Linked DNA regions of Homo sapiens: region 2 is linked to region 1. A link is an interaction called in ENCODE POLR2A ChIA-PET data of the cell type or tissue named here. Cell type or tissue: Panc1. All regions are shown on one strand. Each heading gives the region's core, and the rest is flanking DNA. Links, peaks and the distances in the headings are about the cores only.

Region 1 (9,413 bases), core at 417-8,416:
TCTTCACCTTGCCTTACTCTACTAGCCAGGACCTGCAGTGTAATTCTTGACTAGCAATGAGTTTGAGGATCTGTGAATGAGTAATGATAAAACAACTGATGCTCACCAAATAAAATATCTCAGTACTTGAGTTGGGACAGAGACAAAGAGAAGGAACAGTAGCCACACACACAGGGCAAATGTAAACAGTTTTGGAGATGCCTAATGTTCAAGGTAACAATAGGTAATTGGAAAATGATGAAATACAAAAATGACTTTTCCATTTATACTTTTGATTGAGCAATTTTGGATGTATCTTTGTTCCCTTTCAGAAGGGAAGTGATCCAGGAAAGAGCATATTTAATTGCTGTACTAGGATGAGATTGGAATCAGGGAGATATATTCATAACTATGTTGTAATTTGGGGAAATTAAGTTATTATACTTAGCTGCCCTCTCAGTGACTTGTTTGTAATATTTACAGAGGTGGTTTGCAGAGGTCTTCCAAATAAGAAAGGGGTTTTTATCAATGGTAATATGTTTGGGTTTTATTCTAGGGGGAACGAGAAACTCTATTCTAAAGGGAAAAGAATTAGGTACAGATTTTCAAAATGATCTCCATCAAAGCCATTTGATGAAAAAGATTTTAAATGCACATATCCAGGACTTGCTCCTATAGATTTTGATTTTGTCTGGTTTGGTGCCTGAAGAACAGTATATGTAAGAAATTTCCCTAAATCCATCCTAAATAAGCGGATCACTGATTTACCCTATTATCCTATTCACCTATTTTACCATTCTTTTTTTTTTTTTTTGAGACAGAGTCTCGCTTTGTCACCCAGCCTGGAGTGCAGTGGCACAATCTTGGCTCACTGCAAGCTCCACCTCCTGGGTTCACGCCATTCTCCTGCCTCAGCCTCCCGAGTAGCTGGGACTACAGGCACCCGCCACCACGCCTGGCTAATTTTTTGTATTTTTAGTAGAGACGGGGTTTCACCATGTTAGCCGGGATGGTCTCGATCTCCTGACTTCATGATCCACCTGCCTCAGCCTCCCAAAGTGCTGGGATTACAGGCACGAGCCACCGCACCCGGCCTATTTTACAATTCTTAAAAGTCACATCATTTTCTGAGGTATTTTGCCTTCTTTTAAATTGCACTACAATAATTTAGAGTTCTCTAAGCCAGGAACCAGCAAACTATAGCCCATGAGCCAAATAGCTCACTGCCTGTTTTTGCATGGCTCTTAAGTTACAACTGTTTTTTCCATTTTTTTAATGGTTGAAAAAATCAAGATTTTGTTTCATGTAAACACTTTTTGAAATTTAAATTTCAGTGTCCATAAGTCAAGTGTTATTATAACACAGCCACACTTATTATCATCTGTGGCTACTTTTGTGCTGTAATAACAGAGCTAAGTAATTGTGACAGAGACCATATGCCTCCCAAGGCCTAACACCTTCACTATCTGGTCTTTTAAAGAAGAAGTTTGTTGAATCCTGCTCTAAACCATTTATTTCTAATGTATGTTATTTCTGTTTATCTTTTATTTCTACTATGAGGTACAACCCCCATCCCTGCCCCAACACAGAAAAATAGCATTATAGCATTTGTTTACTCTTTGCTTTTTTTTTTTTTTTTTTTTGCAGATTTGGAATACAAGTATATTACCAAGAATTTGCTTTCAGAAAAGAATGTTTGCAAAATCTATTTATCTCAATTGCAGACAGGGGAAAAAAGTAAAAACACCATCCATGAGGACACCATTTTCAGAAATGGTTTGCAGTGTAAACATGAATTTGAGAGACAAGAGAGACATCAGATGGGATGCGTTAGTCAAATGCTAATCCAAAAACAAATATCTCATCCTCTACATCCAAAAATTCATGCTAGAGAGAAATCATATGAATGTAAGGAATGTAGAAAGGCCTTTAGACAACAGTCATACCTTATTCAACATCTGAGAATTCACACTGGTGAGAGACCCTATAAATGTATGGAATGTGGAAAGGCCTTTTGTCGAGTGGGAGACCTTAGAGTACATCACACAATCCATGCTGGGGAGAGACCCTATGAATGTAAAGAATGTGGGAAGGCCTTTAGACTTCATTATCACCTTACTGAACATCAGAGAATACATTCTGGTGTGAAACCCTACGAGTGTAAGGAATGTGGGAAAGCCTTTAGTCGTGTTAGAGACCTTAGAGTACATCAGACAATTCATGCTGGAGAGAGACCTTATGAATGTAAAGAATGTGGGAAGGCCTTTAGACTTCATTATCAACTAACTGAACATCAAAGAATTCATACTGGTGAGAGGCCTTATGAATGTAAGGTTTGTGGCAAGACCTTTAGGGTACAACGACATATTAGTCAACATCAGAAAATTCATACTGGTGTCAAACCCTATAAATGTAATGAATGTGGGAAGGCCTTTAGTCATGGCTCATACCTTGTTCAACATCAGAAAATTCATACTGGTGAAAAACCCTACGAATGTAAAGAATGTGGTAAGTCCTTTAGTTTTCATGCAGAACTTGCTCGACATCGTAGAATTCATACTGGTGAGAAACCCTATGAATGTAGAGAATGTGGAAAAGCCTTTCGTCTTCAAACGGAACTTACTCGGCATCATAGAACTCATACTGGTGAGAAACCCTATGAATGTAAGGAATGTGGGAAGGCCTTTATTTGTGGTTATCAACTTACTTTACATCTGAGAACTCACACCGGTGAGATTCCCTATGAATGTAAGGAATGTGGAAAAACCTTCAGTAGTCGCTATCATCTCACTCAACACTACAGAATTCATACTGGTGAGAAACCCTACATATGTAACGAATGTGGAAAAGCCTTTCGTCTTCAAGGAGAACTTACCCGACATCACAGAATTCATACATGTGAGAAACCCTATGAATGTAAGGAATGTGGGAAGGCTTTTATTCATAGCAATCAATTTATTTCACACCAGCGAATTCACACCAGTGAGAGCACCTACATATGTAAAGAATGTGGGAAGATTTTTAGTCGTCGCTATAATCTTACTCAACATTTTAAAATTCATACTGGTGAAAAACCCTACATATGTAATGAATGTGGGAAAGCCTTTCGATTTCAAACAGAACTTACTCAGCATCACAGAATTCATACTGGTGAAAAACCCTATAAATGTACAGAATGTGGGAAGGCCTTTATTCGTAGCACTCATCTCACGCAACATCACAGAATTCATACTGGTGAGAAACCCTACGAATGTACGGAATGTGGGAAGACGTTTAGTCGGCACTATCATCTTACTCAACATCACAGAGGCCATACTGGTGAGAAGCCCTACATATGTAATGAATGTGGGAATGCTTTTATTTGCAGTTATCGACTTACATTACATCAAAGAATTCACACTGGTGAGCTTCCATATGAATGTAAGGAATGTGGAAAGACCTTTAGTCGTCGGTATCATCTTACTCAACATTTTAGACTTCATACTGGTGAGAAACCTTATAGCTGTAAAGAATGTGGGAATGCCTTTCGTCTTCAAGCAGAACTTACTCGACATCACATAGTTCACACGGGTGAGAAACCCTATAAATGTAAAGAATGTGGGAAAGCCTTCAGTGTTAATTCAGAACTTACTCGACATCACAGAATTCATACTGGTGAAAAACCCTATCAATGTAAAGAATGTGGAAAAGCCTTTATTCGTAGTGATCAACTTACTTTACATCAGAGAAATCATATTAGTGAGGAAGTCCTATGCATAATGTAAAGAGAATACGATGGCCTTTAGAAAATGCCCTTTAGCAGAGAATTTGTAATTTAAGAAATTTTCTGTTTGTTACGGAACATGTGGGAATCCCTTTTACTTCATGCTCACAATTTATCAGAAATTATTTCGTATGTTAAAGAGTCGAAAGACTATAGCATCACTCAGTCCCTGTTAGACTTTAGAAGATTGATACTGATGCACTGCATCCCAAACCATCAAGGGCCTTTTCCCCTACAAACTGTTGTTGAACAGTGCTTCTCTAAAATGCAATAATAATGGGCCAGGTGAAGTGGCTCACACCTGTAATCCCAGCACTGTGGAAAGACAGGAGTTCGAAACCAGCCTGGGCAACATAGTGAGACCCTGCCTCATGGCTTTAGTGAGCCATGATTGTGCCACTGCACTCCAGCTTGGTGACAGAGTGAGATCCTGTCTCTAAATAAATAAATAAAATGCGGGCCAGGCACAGTGGCTCACACCTGTAATCCCAGCACTATGGGAGGCCCAGGTGAGCAGATCACCTGAGGTCAGGAGTTCAAGACCAGCCTGGCCAACATGGTGAAACCCCTTCTCTACTAAAATACACAAATTAGCTAGGCATTGTGGGGGGTGCCTGTAATCCCAGCTACTCAGGAGGCTGAGGCAGGAAAATTGCATGAACCTAAGTGGCAGAGGTTGCAGTGAGCTGAGATCGCACCACTGCACTCTAGCTTGGGCAACAGAGCAAGACTCTGTCTCTTAAATAAATAAATAAATAGATTACCAGAAAAATGAAAAGAAAAAAACAGACATACAAAATAAAAGCCCCAGTTTTTTATTATGGTATTTAACTGAGTTAACTCTGTCAGATTGCTGCAAACATTTCTAAATACTTGCTCTTGGTATCTATAACTTTTGCAGAGACCAGAAGCAAACAATTTGTGGGCCAGTGTCAACACATGGACCACACTTTATATAGCACTGTAACGGAAAATGATTCTGTTAATGTAATGAACATGGGAAAGACCAGCCTTGGCCTATCTTTATGATATATATAAATAATATAATTCTCATAATTCCACCTCTGCCTATGTGGTGTTTGGCAAAACATGCCCCTGTGCCTTGGTTTTTAAAATGGTAATAACAGTACCACCTAATAGTATTTTTGTGAGGATGAAATGCTAATAAAAGATAAAACCTTTAAAAGAGTATTTGGCACACAGCATTTTATCAATAAATATTGCTTTATTTTTTTCATTGGGGATACATTTAGTACATTCATGTGAGAGGAAGGCCCTGTGGGTGTAAGAAATTTGTAAAAACTGTCCATTACCTTTCACTCCTTATTTAGATTGGAATAATTAACTGGAGATAATATCCAGTAAAATAGATTAAACTTCCATTTATAAAGTCAGAACCTATCTCTGAAAATTAATGTGAGAAAGAAATCTCTAGATTTGATGGGTGTGAAGATTATGAGAGTAAAGTTTTGAAGACTCAGGGATAGCTGTAATGCTTTTTTCTTTTTATAACCCAAAAAGCAGGTATGTCAGTCGCTTTTTCTGCCCACAATGATAAATTAAAAACAGCCACTATCCATTTGGAAAACTTAAAAGAATAATGAACAGTTATGTTCTATCTAGATTCAGCAATTGTTAATATGTTGTCACATTTGGTTTGCTTATACATAATATTTACATATTTTGCTGTAGTATTTGAGTATAAATTGCAGATACTATAACACATCACATCTAAGAATAAAGGCTGCCTCCTACTTAATTGCTATATAACAATTGTCCAACCTGTCTGTGCCCCAGGGCAGCTTTGAATGCAGTCCAACAGAAATTTGTAAGCTGTCTTAAAACATGAGATTTTTTTTGTGATTTTTTTTAAGCTCATCCGCCATTGTTAGCACATTTTATGTGTAGCCCAAGATAATTCTTCTTCCAGTGTAACCCAGGGAAGCCAAAAGATTTGACCCCCAGTAACTTCACACCTAAGGAGATTAGCAATAATTCCATAATCTGTAATATTCAGTCTGTGTTCATATTCTCAGTTGTGTTCATTCTTTTCATTTGTGTAAACAATGCTTTTCATAGGTTATTTTTAAATTCAGGAACCAAATTCATGAATTACATTTGTGCATTGTTCGTCTCTTTTAAAGTAAGAATGGCCCTTCCCCCCACAACTTTATTGCAACATTGACTTTTTTTTTTTTTTTTTTTTTTTTTTTTTGAGATGGAGTCTCTGTCGCCCAGGCTGGAGTGCAGTGGTGCGATCTTGGCTCACTGCAAGCTCCGCCTCCCGGGTTCAGGCAATTCTGCCTCAGCCTCCCCAGTAGCTGGGACTACAGGCGCCTTCAACCATGCCCGGCTAATTTTTTGTATTTTTAGTAGAGACGGGGTTTCACCATGTTAGCCAGGACGGTCTCGATCTCCTGACCTGGTGATCTGCCCGCCTCAGCCTCCCAAAGTGCTGGGATTACAGGCATGAGCCACCGCACCCGGCCTTCCCAAAGTATTTTTAAATGTGCTTTTTTATCCCCAGTATTTCCCATTAACTGGAATTTGGGATTAGAGACCCAATTAGGGACAGATTAAATATTTTGGCAAGAATACTTAATGGGAGAAATTTTGTATTTCAATTTGTAACCCATTAGGTGGCATACAATGTCATTATACCACTATGGTATCCTTAGTTCATTCACTTGGTGTAGCAGAACATACATTCCAAAGATGGCCACACCAATATATCCCATTCTGCATGTTCATCTTACAATGTGATACCAACACTCCCCAAGAGGTAGAGCTCATGGTCCTTCCTTTTGAATCTGGCCAGGTGGGCCTGTGTTTATGGCAGGAATAACACTGTGATTTCCACGACTAAGTCATAAAAGGCAATACAGCTTCTGCCTGACCCACTTGGGATGAAGCCCAGCCACCATGCTATGAAGATGCCAAGTAATCACATAGAAAAGCTAAGTAAAGCTGTCCTGATTACAGCTGTAATTGAGGTAACAGCCGGGATCCAGCACCAAGTGTATGAGGGTATGAGCCTTCAGATGATTCTAACCCTTAGCCTTCAGGCTATCCTAGCTGGTGCTAAGTGGAGCAGAGAAAAGCTTTCCCCCATGAGCCTGCCCAAATTGCAGATTTACGTTTAAAATATGGCCTGTTTTAAGCCACTAAGTTTTGGAGTAGTTTGCCACACAGCGATAGGTAACTGAAATACTTGCTTCATATGGTAATCACCAGGTTTCTCTGTTGTAGAGCTAAATATTTCTTTTAATTTAGTAAACGATCTGTAGAGTAGTACTTTGGCATTTCGGAAATTTAAAATCTCCAATAATATAATGACACTAGATCAAAAAGAAAATGAAACCATAAAGGACAATTTAGAAATGAATGGTAAGATCAGAATTTGTGAATGTGGCCAAACCTGTGCTCAGTGAAAAATCAGTAACCTGTTAATATATTCAGGAAACAAATATTGAGGGCCAGCACTTTGTTTCTCCTGCTCACCACTCTACTCCCAGTGACTTAATACTGTCTCTTTAACATAGTAATCACTTATAAAACTGTTAAAAGAATGAAGAAGCATTAAACTCAAGAAACTAAGGGAAAAATAAGTCAATATAAGAAAGAAGGGAGGATCATTAAAAGGAGTTAATGAATTTGAAAATAAAATAGACTTATTAAGGCTTTGTGAAAAAATATTAATACTTGATTTTAGTATAGCTAATCAAAGGAAAAAGATAATTACAGCATTGTGAATGAGAATTGGATGTAAGTACAGATGGAGGAGATATTTTTTGTTTTATTGAAAATTTCAAGGAGGAAGTAATATCAAAATTTCACTAGCTCTTTCTACACTGATATTATAATCCTGATAATACAACAGATGAGGATAGTTCTTAAAAGGCAAAAATGTAGGTGAGTCATTACGAAGAAAGCAGAAATTCTAAACCATCAGCACATTCATTCAAAAACCTAGTAAAGCAATTAAGCAAAATAATTTGTTTACTTGGACTGTCCAGGGATAGATCTGTTCTAGTTTTCCAAATTAATGATGGGAAAGGAAGAGCTGATCCAGTCCAAGTATCTTCAAGATCCATGTTCTCAGTTTTTCTTAGCTTTAAATGGCCAAATTGTGGCTTAGATTGGATATGATAATTTCCTCAATGCTTAACACTGAGCACAATTTTTCACATATTTGAAATCAAGGTGTATCTTACAATTTATGGCATCTGACAATACTTCCAACCAGGTGGCAGTCATCAAGCAGTTTTGTGAAAAGCCTTCCCGGTAAGAATACAAAAGCATCTGCACCAAAATATATAGATTTAATGGCATGTAGGGGTTTGCGTGAATATATACAGTTGAAATTCAATTCTTCCTTAAAAATAATTGTAACTCATTTCTTTAAGACTACCATACTACCACTTTCCTCAACTTGGACTAATGTCCATTGTCAACCAAAATGTCTGTGATCTCATGGATCCATTATGATTTGCAACTCCAGGTCCATTTTATGCAAATAAGACAGCCATAATATATCATTGTACAAGTCATTTACTATCTAATTATATCATTGCTCAACATTTGCAAATTATTTTTACAAATAACAATAATTGGATGTAACAAAAAGCAGAGTATTTTGAGACGTATATTAATGCAAAATATTGTTAATGTATCAGTGGATTGTTCCTCCAAAGTACCAGTGCCTTAACACAACATATCTAAAAGAACATCTCTGGGAACAGTAGTACTTAATGGCAACTTGAGAATTGGTTTGTGGGCACACAGCCTTGTGAAGTTTTGAATACTAAATCCCTTTTTTAAAAAAGTGCTTATTATCAGGCTATCAATCAAAAGATTTGAGTCTTTCAGTAAAGAAAATTTGCTTAATTTTATCTAGTGCATGATAAACTTTACTAAGGAAGTCTCATTCAGAATATCTAATATTTTGGATGTGAGCCCACACTGGAAATGCCATAACCAAAAAAGAGTGACCCTAAAGATAGAATATTCAGATCTAATGGCAGATGCTTAGCTATGCTGGGAAAGGAAGTGAATTGTATATTGCTCTGCTGCTCACATATTCCTCTGCAATAAATTGCTGGCCCAGTTTAGTTTTTATATACTCACTACTATACTAATGAGGATGGCTCAATTTTTTATTTGAACGTACTATAATGAATTTAAACTTTCATTGGTATTTATGTTTTAACAGGTTTTCACTATTTCAAATATACTTCAATAAATATCCTTGTCTGTGATCATTGGTTTATGTGAATTGGAATTTCAGTAGCTGTATATACATGGAAGTACAATTGCTCATACATCATACACTCTTTCAGTTATGTTAGATAATACTAAATCAACCATGGGTTCTGTATACCCTACTAGATATTTCCAAATTGTTCTCTTAGACTCCTGAGAACTGGTAAATTGAGTGCTATAGCTTCAGTTTAGGTATGTTTTTGTATGTATTCCTAAATTTTGACTTAAGCCATTTTTCAAATGTATTTCTTGGCCTATCATCATTCCTTTACTTTGACTTTCATATTCTTGGCTTTCTCCATTATTTTTGTCTTGTTTTTTTCTTCCCTCTAATTGACTTGAATGTCATTCTGGATACTTTGCTATGTTGATGCAGTATTTTCCACCACATGCATATAGTCTGACCATG
Region 2 (9,413 bases), core at 519-8,518, 56 kb before region 1:
GCTCACACTGTTCTTTATTTTACTTTTTTTACTTGACTTTTTTTTTTTTGAGACGGAGTTTCACTCTTGTTGTCCAGGCTGGAATACAATGGCACGATCTTGGCTCACCGCAACCTCTGCCTCCTGGGTTCAAGCAATTCTCCTGCCTCAGCCTCCCGAGTAGCTGAGATTACAGGCATGTGCCATCACGCCCGGCTAATTTTGCATTTTTAGTAGAAATGGAGTTTCTCCATGTTGGTCAGGATGGTTTTGAACTCCTGACCTCAGGTGATCCGCCCACCTCAGCCTCCCAAAGCGCTGGGATTACAGGCATGAGCCACTGTGCCTGGCCCATGAGCCACCACGCCAGGCAGGCACGTACTATTTTTCATTCCCACTAGCAATGTGAGAGTGCCAATTTTCCCACAACCTTGGCAAGAGTATGTTATCAATCTGATAGGTGAGAAATGGTATCTCGATACAGTTTTATGTTGCATTTGTAGTATCATGAGATAAATCATTTGTTCATTTAAGGGTTTGCATTTTCTATGAATTCTGTTCTTTTGTTTTCTTACCTTGTTGTGTTTTTGTCATGCATAAAATTGTAATTATTATGTAGTCAAATGTATCAGTCCTTTCTTTTATTGCTTCTGTAATTTGAATCAGGTAGCAAAAAAAATTGACCACTGCCAGGTTATAAAGAAATTCATTGGCCGGGCACAGTGGCTCATGCTTGTAATCCCAGCACTTTGGGAGGTCAAGGCAGGAGGATTGCTTGAGCCCAGGAGTTCGAGACCAGCCTGGGTAAAATTGGGAAGTTCTATCTCTACCAAAGAATTACAAAAATTAGCCAGTTGTGCAGGTGTGTGCCTGTAGTCCCAGCTATTCAGGAGGCTGAGGTAGGAGAATTGCTTGAACCAAAGGGGCAGAGGTTGCAATGAGCCGAGATCATGCCACTGCACTCCAGCCTGGACAGTAGAGCCAGACCCTGTCTCAACTTAAAACCTAAATGAATAAATTCATTCACATTTAGTAGTTACAGGGTTTCACATTTTAAAATTTAGATCTCTGACCTTTTCACATTTGTCCTGCTGTGTGGTTTGAGGAATGGGTTTAATTTTATATTCTTCCATAGAGTTGTCAGCTTACTCCAGTATCACTGATTAAAAAGTCCTTCTTGTCTCCAATGATTTGAGATGCAACCTTTATCATATACTAAATATCTATATGCATTTGGGTCTGCTCTGGATTCTCTATTCTGTTCCTTCATTCTGTGGTATTCATGTGCTAATACCACACTGTTTTCATTAGAGGTTTTCTGTTTTAATATCTAGTCAGGTCGGCCAGGCGCGGTGGCTCATGCCTGTAATCCCAGCACTTTGGGAGGCTGAGGCATGTGGATCACGAGGTCAGGACCTCAAGACCAGTCTGGCCAACATGGTGAAACCCCGTGTCTACTAAAAATACAAAAATTAGCTGGGCATGGTGGCACGCATCTGTAATCCCAGCTGCTCGGGATTACAAAAAACAAGAACAGCTAAGAAAGTTCTGAAAAACTCAGGAGGCTGAGGCAAGAGAATCACTTGAACCCAGGAGGCAGAGGTTGCAGTGAGCTGAGATTGTGCCACTGCACTCTAGGCTAGCGATATATATATATATATGTGTAGTCAGGTCAGTGGTGCCTCCCTACTCTGGTCTTTTTCAGAATTTTCTTAGCTGTTCTTGTTTTTCTCATTCTCCCAAATAAGTTTTACAATAACTTCTCTAATTCTAGATAAAAACCTGATGATATTTTTGGAGGGATTGCATTACATTTTTAAACTAACTTTTTGAGAGATATTTTTATTATGTGAGTCTCCTATCCAAAACCATTGCCCTTCCATCTATATATGTTCATGTTTACCTTTGTGAATAATAGAAAAGCAGACACTATTCACGTTTATCTTTAAAAAAAAAAAAAAAAAAAAAAGCAAAATAGGCCGGGTGTGGTGGCTCACGCCTGTAATCCCAGAACTTTGGGAGGCTGAGGCAGGAGAATTACTTGAGTCCAGGAGTTCAAGACCAGCCTAGGCAACATGGTGAAACCCCATCTCTACAAAAAATCAGCTAGGCATGGTGGTGTGCACCTGTAGTTCCAGCTACTCGGAAGGCTGAGGTGGTGTCAGGCCTCTGAGCCTAAGCTAAGCCATCGCATCCTCTGTGACTTGCACGTATAAGCCCAGATGGCCTGAAATAACTGAAGAATCACAAAAGAAGTGAAAATGTCCTGCCCCGCCTTAACTGATGGCATTCCACCACAAAAGAAGTGAAAATGGCTGGTCCTTGCCTTAAGTGATGACATTACCTTGTGAAAGTCCTTTTCCTGGCTCATCCTGGCTCAAAAAGCTCCCCCACTGAGCACCTTGCGACCCCCACTCCTGCCTGCCAGAGAACAAAACCCCTTTGACTGTAATTTTCCTTTACCTACCCAAATCTTATAAAATGGCCCCACCCCTATCTCCCTTTGCCCCCACCCTATCTCCCAGAGTAGGGAGGCACCACTGACCTGACTACATATATATAAATATATATATATATATATATATATATATATATATATATATATCGCTAGCCTGGAGTGCAGTGGCACAATCTCAGCTCACTGCAACCTCTGCCTCCTGGGTTCAAGTGATTCTCTTGCCTCAGCCTCCTGAGTTTTTCAGAACTTTCTTAGCTGTTCTTGTTTTTTGTAATCCCGAGCAGCTGGGATTACAGATGCGTGCCACCATGCCCAGCTAATTTTTGTATTTTTAGTAGACACGGGGTTTCACCATGTTGGCCAGACTGGTCTTGAGGTCCTGACCTCGTGATCCACATGCCTCAGCCTCCCAAAGTGCTGGGATTACAGGCATGAGCCACCGCGCCTGGCCGACCTGACTAGATATTAAAACAGAAAACCTCTAATGAAAACAGTGTGGTATTAGCACATGAATACCACAGAATGAAGGAACAGAATAGAGAATCCAGAGCAGACCCAAATGCATATAGATATTTAGTATATGATAAAGGTTGCATCTCAAATCATTGGAGACAAGAAGGCTGACTCTCTTTTCGGACTCAGCCCACCTGCACCCAGGTGATTAAAAGCTTTTATTCTCACACAAAGCCTGTTTAGTAGTCTCTTCACACAGACATGCATGAAAGGTGGGAGGATCACTTGAGCCTGGGAGGTGGAGGTTGCAGTGAGCTGAGATTGTGCCACTGCACGCCAGCCTGGGCAACAGAGACATCCTGTCTCAAAAAAAAAAAAAAAACAGTAAAATTGATATGTATAGATTTGTGTAACCACCTCCATGAAGGGGTAGGTTGCCCCTCCACACCTCTGGGTGTTTCTCGTTAGGTGGAATGAGAGACTTGGAAAAGAAAGAGACACAGAGACAAAGTACAGACAAAGAATAAAGGGGGCCCAGGGAACTGGCGTTCAGCATACGGAGGCTCCACCGGCCTCTGGGTTCCCTTAGTATTTATTGATCATTCTTGGGTGTTTCTCGGAGAGGGGGATGTGGCAGCGTCATAGGATAATAGTGGAGAGAAGGTCGGCAGATAAACACTTGAACGAAGGTCTCTGCATCGTAGACAAGGTAAAGAATTAAGTGCTGTGCTTTAGATATGTGTACATAAAAACATCTCAATGCCTTAAAGAACAGTATTGCTGCCCGCATGTCCCACCTCCAGCCCTAAGGCGGTTTTCCCCTATCTTAGTAGATGGAATATACAATCAGGTTTTACACGAGACATTCCATTGCCCAGGGACGGGCAGGAGACAGATGCCTTCCTCTTGTCTCAACTGCAAAGAGGCGTTCCTTCCTCTTTTACTAATCCTCCTCAGCACAGACCCTTTACGGGTGTCGGGCTGGGGGACGGTCAGGTCTTTCCCTTCCCACGAGGCTGTATTTCAGACTATCACATGGGGAGAAACCTTGGACAATACCTGGCTTTCCTAGGCAGAGGTCCCTGCGGCCTTCCGCAGTGTTTGTGTCCCTGGGTACTTGAGATTAGGGAGTGGTGATGATTCTTAGGGAGGATGCTGCCTTCAAGCATCTGTTTAACAAAGCACATCCTGCACAGCCCTTAATCCATTTAACCCTGAGTTGACACAGCACGTGTTTCAGGGAGCACAGGGTTGGCGGTAAGGTTACAGATTACAGAACAAAATGGAGTCTCCTATGTCTACTTCTTTCTACACAGACACAGTAACAATCTGATCTCTCTTTCTTTTCCCCACACCTCCACAATCAAGATACAGTTTCATCACCCCAAAACTTCTCTCATGCTGTCCTTTTGTAGTATCCCTCCCCACCAACCCCTGGAAACCAGTGACCTCGTCTCTGTTCCTTTAATCTTGTGTTTTCAAGAATGTCATACAAATGGAATCAGAAAGTACGTCACCTCCAGTCCTATGTACCCATTTGACTATGGAAAATTTCCACTCGAATGTCCCACAGGTACCTTAGCTCAACCTCATTGCTCTCCTTCCAATATGCCCCTCCTCCTATGTCTAGATTCTAGTCAAACACTATGCCATCATCCAGCAGTCCAAGCTAGGAGTGTCATCCTGGGTTCCTCTTTTTTCCTTTCACCCTTCTTTCTAATTATTCTTTTTTTTTTTTTTTTTTTTTTTTTTTTGAGACAGAGTTTCTCTCTTGTTGCCCAGGCTGGAGTGTAATGGCACGATCTCGGCTCACCACAACCTCTGCCTCCCGAGTTCAAGTGATTCTCCTGCCTCAGCCTCCAGAGTAGCTGGGATTACAGGCATTCACCACCATGCCCAGCTAATTTTGTATTTTTAGTAGAGACGGGGTTTCTCCATGTTGGTCAGGTGGTTTTGAACTCCCGACCTCTGGTGATCTGCCTGCCTCGGCCTCCCAAAGTGCTGGGATTACAGGCATGAGCCACTGCACCCGGCTCTAATTACTCTCTTAATCTCATTGCTTATATGTTCTTTATATCTCTCAAAACAATCTATTTCTAAATCCACAACCATTTTACAAGTGATTCTGGCAACCACCTCTCAACTGGATTATTCCAACAGCTTTCTGGGTTTTTTTGCTGAGTCTTATCCTTTTGAGTCTCTATCTACATCACAGTAAGCATGATCATCCTAAACAAACACAAATCTTGTTAAGTCATTCCCCCAATCCCCCACTCCCTGCCACTTAAAACCCTTCACGGGTTGTCCCTTGCCCTCAGGACAAATTGTAAGCTCCTTAGGTGACATTCAAGACTTCCTATAATTCAAGCCTTCCTCTCCTATCTCAACCCAAAACTCCTGTTCTCACCCTACATGTCTCCCACACATACTCCCACTTGGGTTGCTTTTTTAAAGTCTGGAATGTCTTTCTCCTCGCCTTTGTTTTTTTTTCTTTCTTTTTTTTTTTTTTCTTTTTTGAGTTGGAGTCTCACTCTGTCACCCAGGCTGGAGTGCAGTGGCGCAATCTCAGCTCACTGCAACCTCTGCCTCCCGGGTTCAAGCAATTCTCCTGCTTCAGCCTCCTGAGTAGCTGGGATTACAGGGGTGCACCAGCATGCCCAGCTAATTTTCTGAATTTTTAGTAGAGATGGGGGTTTTACCATGTTGGCCAGGATGGTCTCGATCTCCTGACCTCGTGATCCGCTCACCTCAGCCTCCCAAAATGCTGGTATTACAGGCATGAGCCACCACGCCTGGCTCTCCTCACCTTTCTTAGCTAATTAGTACTTGTCCTTCAGGTCTCACCTTGGCTCTAACCTCCTGGCTGGACCAATGCTCTACCTTTCTAATTCCTGCAGGAAAACACTGGACTTTTCTCTTTTTCCTTAGTAGAGAAGTTTTCAAAGTGGGACTGCAGACCCTTGCATGTCCCTGATCCCTTCAGAGGGTCCCTGAGGTCAAAACTATTTTTATAATAATACTAAGATGTTATTCAAATTTTTCACTCTTAATATTTGCACTGATAGTGCAAAAACAATGGTAAGTAAGACTACTGGCCCTTGCCCCAAATCAATTTAGCTAATAATCATCAGATTAATGGAATCTTCTTGTTTTAATATTACACCAAAACTCTACAAGTGGAAGTATCTTAAAGGTTAGTTGCAATATGGTGTCTGAAACGATATCAGTGAATTATTTCCATGCTATTACAGTAAAATCCCTTGGTCTATATTGCACTTTGCATGGATCTTTTACCCATTCATAGTTTTATAGCATCATGCAACAGGAATTTGGAAAATATTGGTGCAGTGAGTTATACAGCTTTCCAAATGTTGAAACATTTGTTATAAAATACTGAAAAATTATAGTCATAGATATCCACATCATTCTAATCTGAAAGGCAATAAGCATTTGGGAAGCTGTCAAGCTCATGGTGGCAGATTAAATATACTTCCATATTACCACTACTTATATATGTGTGGCTACATTTTTTTTGGTATACGTTAACCGAAACAAACTATCACAGCACATTGAATGCAAAAGCAGACATTGGCCAGGCGCAGTGGCTCACGCCTGTAATCCCAGCACTTTGGGAGGCCGAGGCAGGAGGATTGCCTGAAGTCAGGAGTTCAAGACCAGCCCGGCCAAGATGGCGAAACCCCGTCTCCACTAAAAATACAAAACACTAGCCGGGCGCAGTGGCTCGCACCTGTAATCCCAGCTACGTGGGAGGCTGAGGCAGGAGAATCACTTGAACCTGAGAGGCAGAGGTTGCAGCAAGCCAAGATCGTGCCATTGCACTCCAGCCTGGGGGACAGAGTGAGACTCTGTCTCAAAAAAAAAAAAAGCAGAAAAAAAAGCAGACATTAAGATCCAGTTGTTTTCCATCAAGCTGGACATTAAAGAGATTTGCAAAAATGCAAAACAATGCTACTCTTCTCTGACCATAATAGAATTAAAGTAGAAATCAATTAACAGAAAGATGTCTAGGAGATGCCCAAATATTTGGAAATTAATCACTCACTTCTAAATAATCCAGGAGTCAAAGAAGAAGTATTAAGAAGAAATAGAAAATATTTTTCACTTAATGAAAATAAAATATAACAAAATGTATGTAAGCAATTAAGGCAGTTTTTAGGGGGTAAATTTATATTAGCAAACACATATGTCATGAAAGAAAATCTCAAATCTAACCCTCCACGTTAATATTGTAGAAAAAGAAAAGTAAATGAAATCCAAAGCACTGAAGGAAAAAGAAAATAAAGAGCAGAAATCAATGAAATTAAAAACAGGAAAAATCAATGAAACCAAAAATTTTCCTTATGAAAGGTCAATACAACTAATAAACCTCTAACCAGACGAACCAAGAAAAAAACAGAGAAGACAAAAATTACCTATATTAGGAATGATAGAAGAGATATCACTACAGTATCTATAAATTTTACAACTTACATGTAATAGATCAGTCCCTTGAAAGATACAAACTACCACAATTCACCAAAGATGAACAAGATAAAGAGGTCTTAGAACTATTAAAGAAATTAAATTTATAGTTAAATATCTTCCCCCGAAAATCTCTAGGCCCAGTTTTATTGGAGAATGTTATCAAGTATTATTGAAAGAAATAACATGAATTCTAAAAAATTCTCTTTCAGAAAATATAAGAGGAGAAATACTTTCCAATTTGTTTTATGAGGCTAGCATTGCCTTGATACCAGAAGCCAAAGACACTACAATGAAAGAACACTATAAATCAGTATCCCTCATATTAGCAAATTGAATCTAGCAATATAAAAAGGACAATTCATCATGGTCAAGTAGGGCTTATCCTGGGAATACAAGGTCTGTTCAAAATTTTCTTGACAAAAGTGAACATCTAGCAGGGCGTGGTGGCACACACCTGTAATCCCAGCACTTTGGGAGGCTGAGGCAGGCAGATCACCTGAGGTCAGGAGTTTGAGACCAGCCTAACTAACATTGTGAAACCCTGTCTCTATACTAAAAATGCAAAACTAGCCGGGTGTGGTAGGAGGCACCTGTAATCCCAGCTACTCAGGAGGCTGAGGCAGGAGAATTGCTTGAACCTAGGAGGCGAAGGCTGCAGTTAGCCAAGATGGCACCACTGTACTCCATCCTAGGTGACAGAGCAAGGGTTCATTTCAAAAAAAAAAAAGTGAACATCCATTCAGGGTTTAAAAAAAAAAAACCAACTCAGCAAACTAAGAAGAGAAAGAAACTTCCTTAATCTGCTAAAAGGGCATTTTGAAAGACACTTAATGTTAGAAGTCTAAATGCTTTCCACCAAAGATTGAGAACAAAGAAAAGAATGTTTGCATTCACCACTCCTAGTCAATATTGTACTGAAAGTCCTGGCCGATGTAATAAGTAGGAAAAGGAAACAAAAGTAATGTCGATTGAAAAGGAAGAAAAATAAAACTGTCTTTATTCACTAATGACATAGTTGTCACAAAAAAAACTCCAGGAAATCTACAGAAACTCCTAAAACTAATAAATGATTTTTACAAGATCACAGAATAATGTGCAAAAGTCAATCATATTTTTAAGCATAAGGAAACAAAAATCAGAAATTTAAAAAATTTTAATAACATTTATAATATCATAAAATATGAAATACATAGGGATAACCTGACAAAAGATTTACAAGACCTATACACTGAAAACTAAAAAACATTGCTGGTAGAAGTTAAGGAATGGCTAAATAAATTGGGAGATTGCCGGGCGTTGGTGGCTCACGCCTGTAATCCCAGCACTTTGGGAGGCCGAGGCAGGCGGATCACGAGGTCAGGAGATCGAGACCATCCTGGCAAACACGGTGAAACCCCGTCTCTACTAAAAATACAAAAAATTAGCCAGGTGCGGTGGTGGGCGCCTGTAGTCCCAGCTACTCGGGAGGCTGAGGCAGGAGAATGGCGTGAACCTGGGAGGCAGAGCTTGCAGTGAGCCGAGATAGCGCCACTGCACTCTGGCTTGGGTGAAAGAGCGAGACTCCCTCTCAAAATATAAATTAAATAAATAAATAAATAAATAAATAAATAGGGAGATATACCAGGTTCATAGATTATAAGATTTAATGCTGGCCGGGTGCGGTGGCTCACGCCTGTAATCCCAGCACTTTGGGAGGCTCAGGTTGGGGGATCACGAGGTCAGGAGATCAAGAACATCCTAGCCAACAGGCCTAGCCAATATGGTGAAACCCCGTCTCTATTAAAAATACAAAAATTAGCCGGGTGTGGTGGCGCACGCCTATAGTCTCAGCTACTCGGGAGCCTGAGGCTGGAGAATCTCTTGAAACCGGGAGGCGGAGGTTGCAGTGAGCCGAGATTGTGCCACTGCACTCCAGCCTGACAACAGAGTGAGACTCCATCTTTAAAAAAAAAAAAAAAGAAAAAAGAAAGAAAATTAGATCAACAGAACAGAATCAAGAGTCCACAGATAGATGTACACACATGCATAATCAACTGAT

The links. ChIA-PET counts read pairs that join two places held together with the same protein. Peaks named below come from ENCODE experiments on the same cell type or tissue, not always from the same donor. Only the 100,000 strongest peaks of a DNase experiment are listed, where the experiment ranks them.
Region 2: POLR2A ChIA-PET joins it to region 1 with 11 read pairs; 9 of 35 experiments call an interaction of 5 or more read pairs at or near these places.

What each region holds. Positions count from the first base shown.
Region 1 is chr19:40,012,039-40,021,451 of GRCh38, forward strand. ZNF546 (zinc finger protein 546) reads left to right here. Exons shown (of 7, transcript NM_178544.5): 7 at 1,627-9,000. The coding sequence ends at 3,743. Among named protein-coding and RNA genes, the nearest start is that of ZNF546, 20 kb to the left of the region's middle. RefSeq lists an enhancer at 2,550-3,749. In Panc1, for the core only: no CTCF peak of the experiment used is centred there; no DNase peak of the experiment used is centred there.
Region 2 is chr19:39,955,919-39,965,331 of GRCh38, forward strand. It overlaps LOC124904722 (a long non-coding RNA gene), which reads right to left and starts at 4,104. Exons shown (of 2, transcript XR_007067261.1): 1 at 3,950-4,104; 2 at 3,402-3,583. LOC124904720 (a long non-coding RNA gene) reads right to left here. Exons shown (of 3, transcript XR_007067260.1): 3 at 8,340-9,314. RefSeq lists an enhancer at 3,614-4,423. In Panc1, for the core only: no CTCF peak of the experiment used is centred there; no DNase peak of the experiment used is centred there.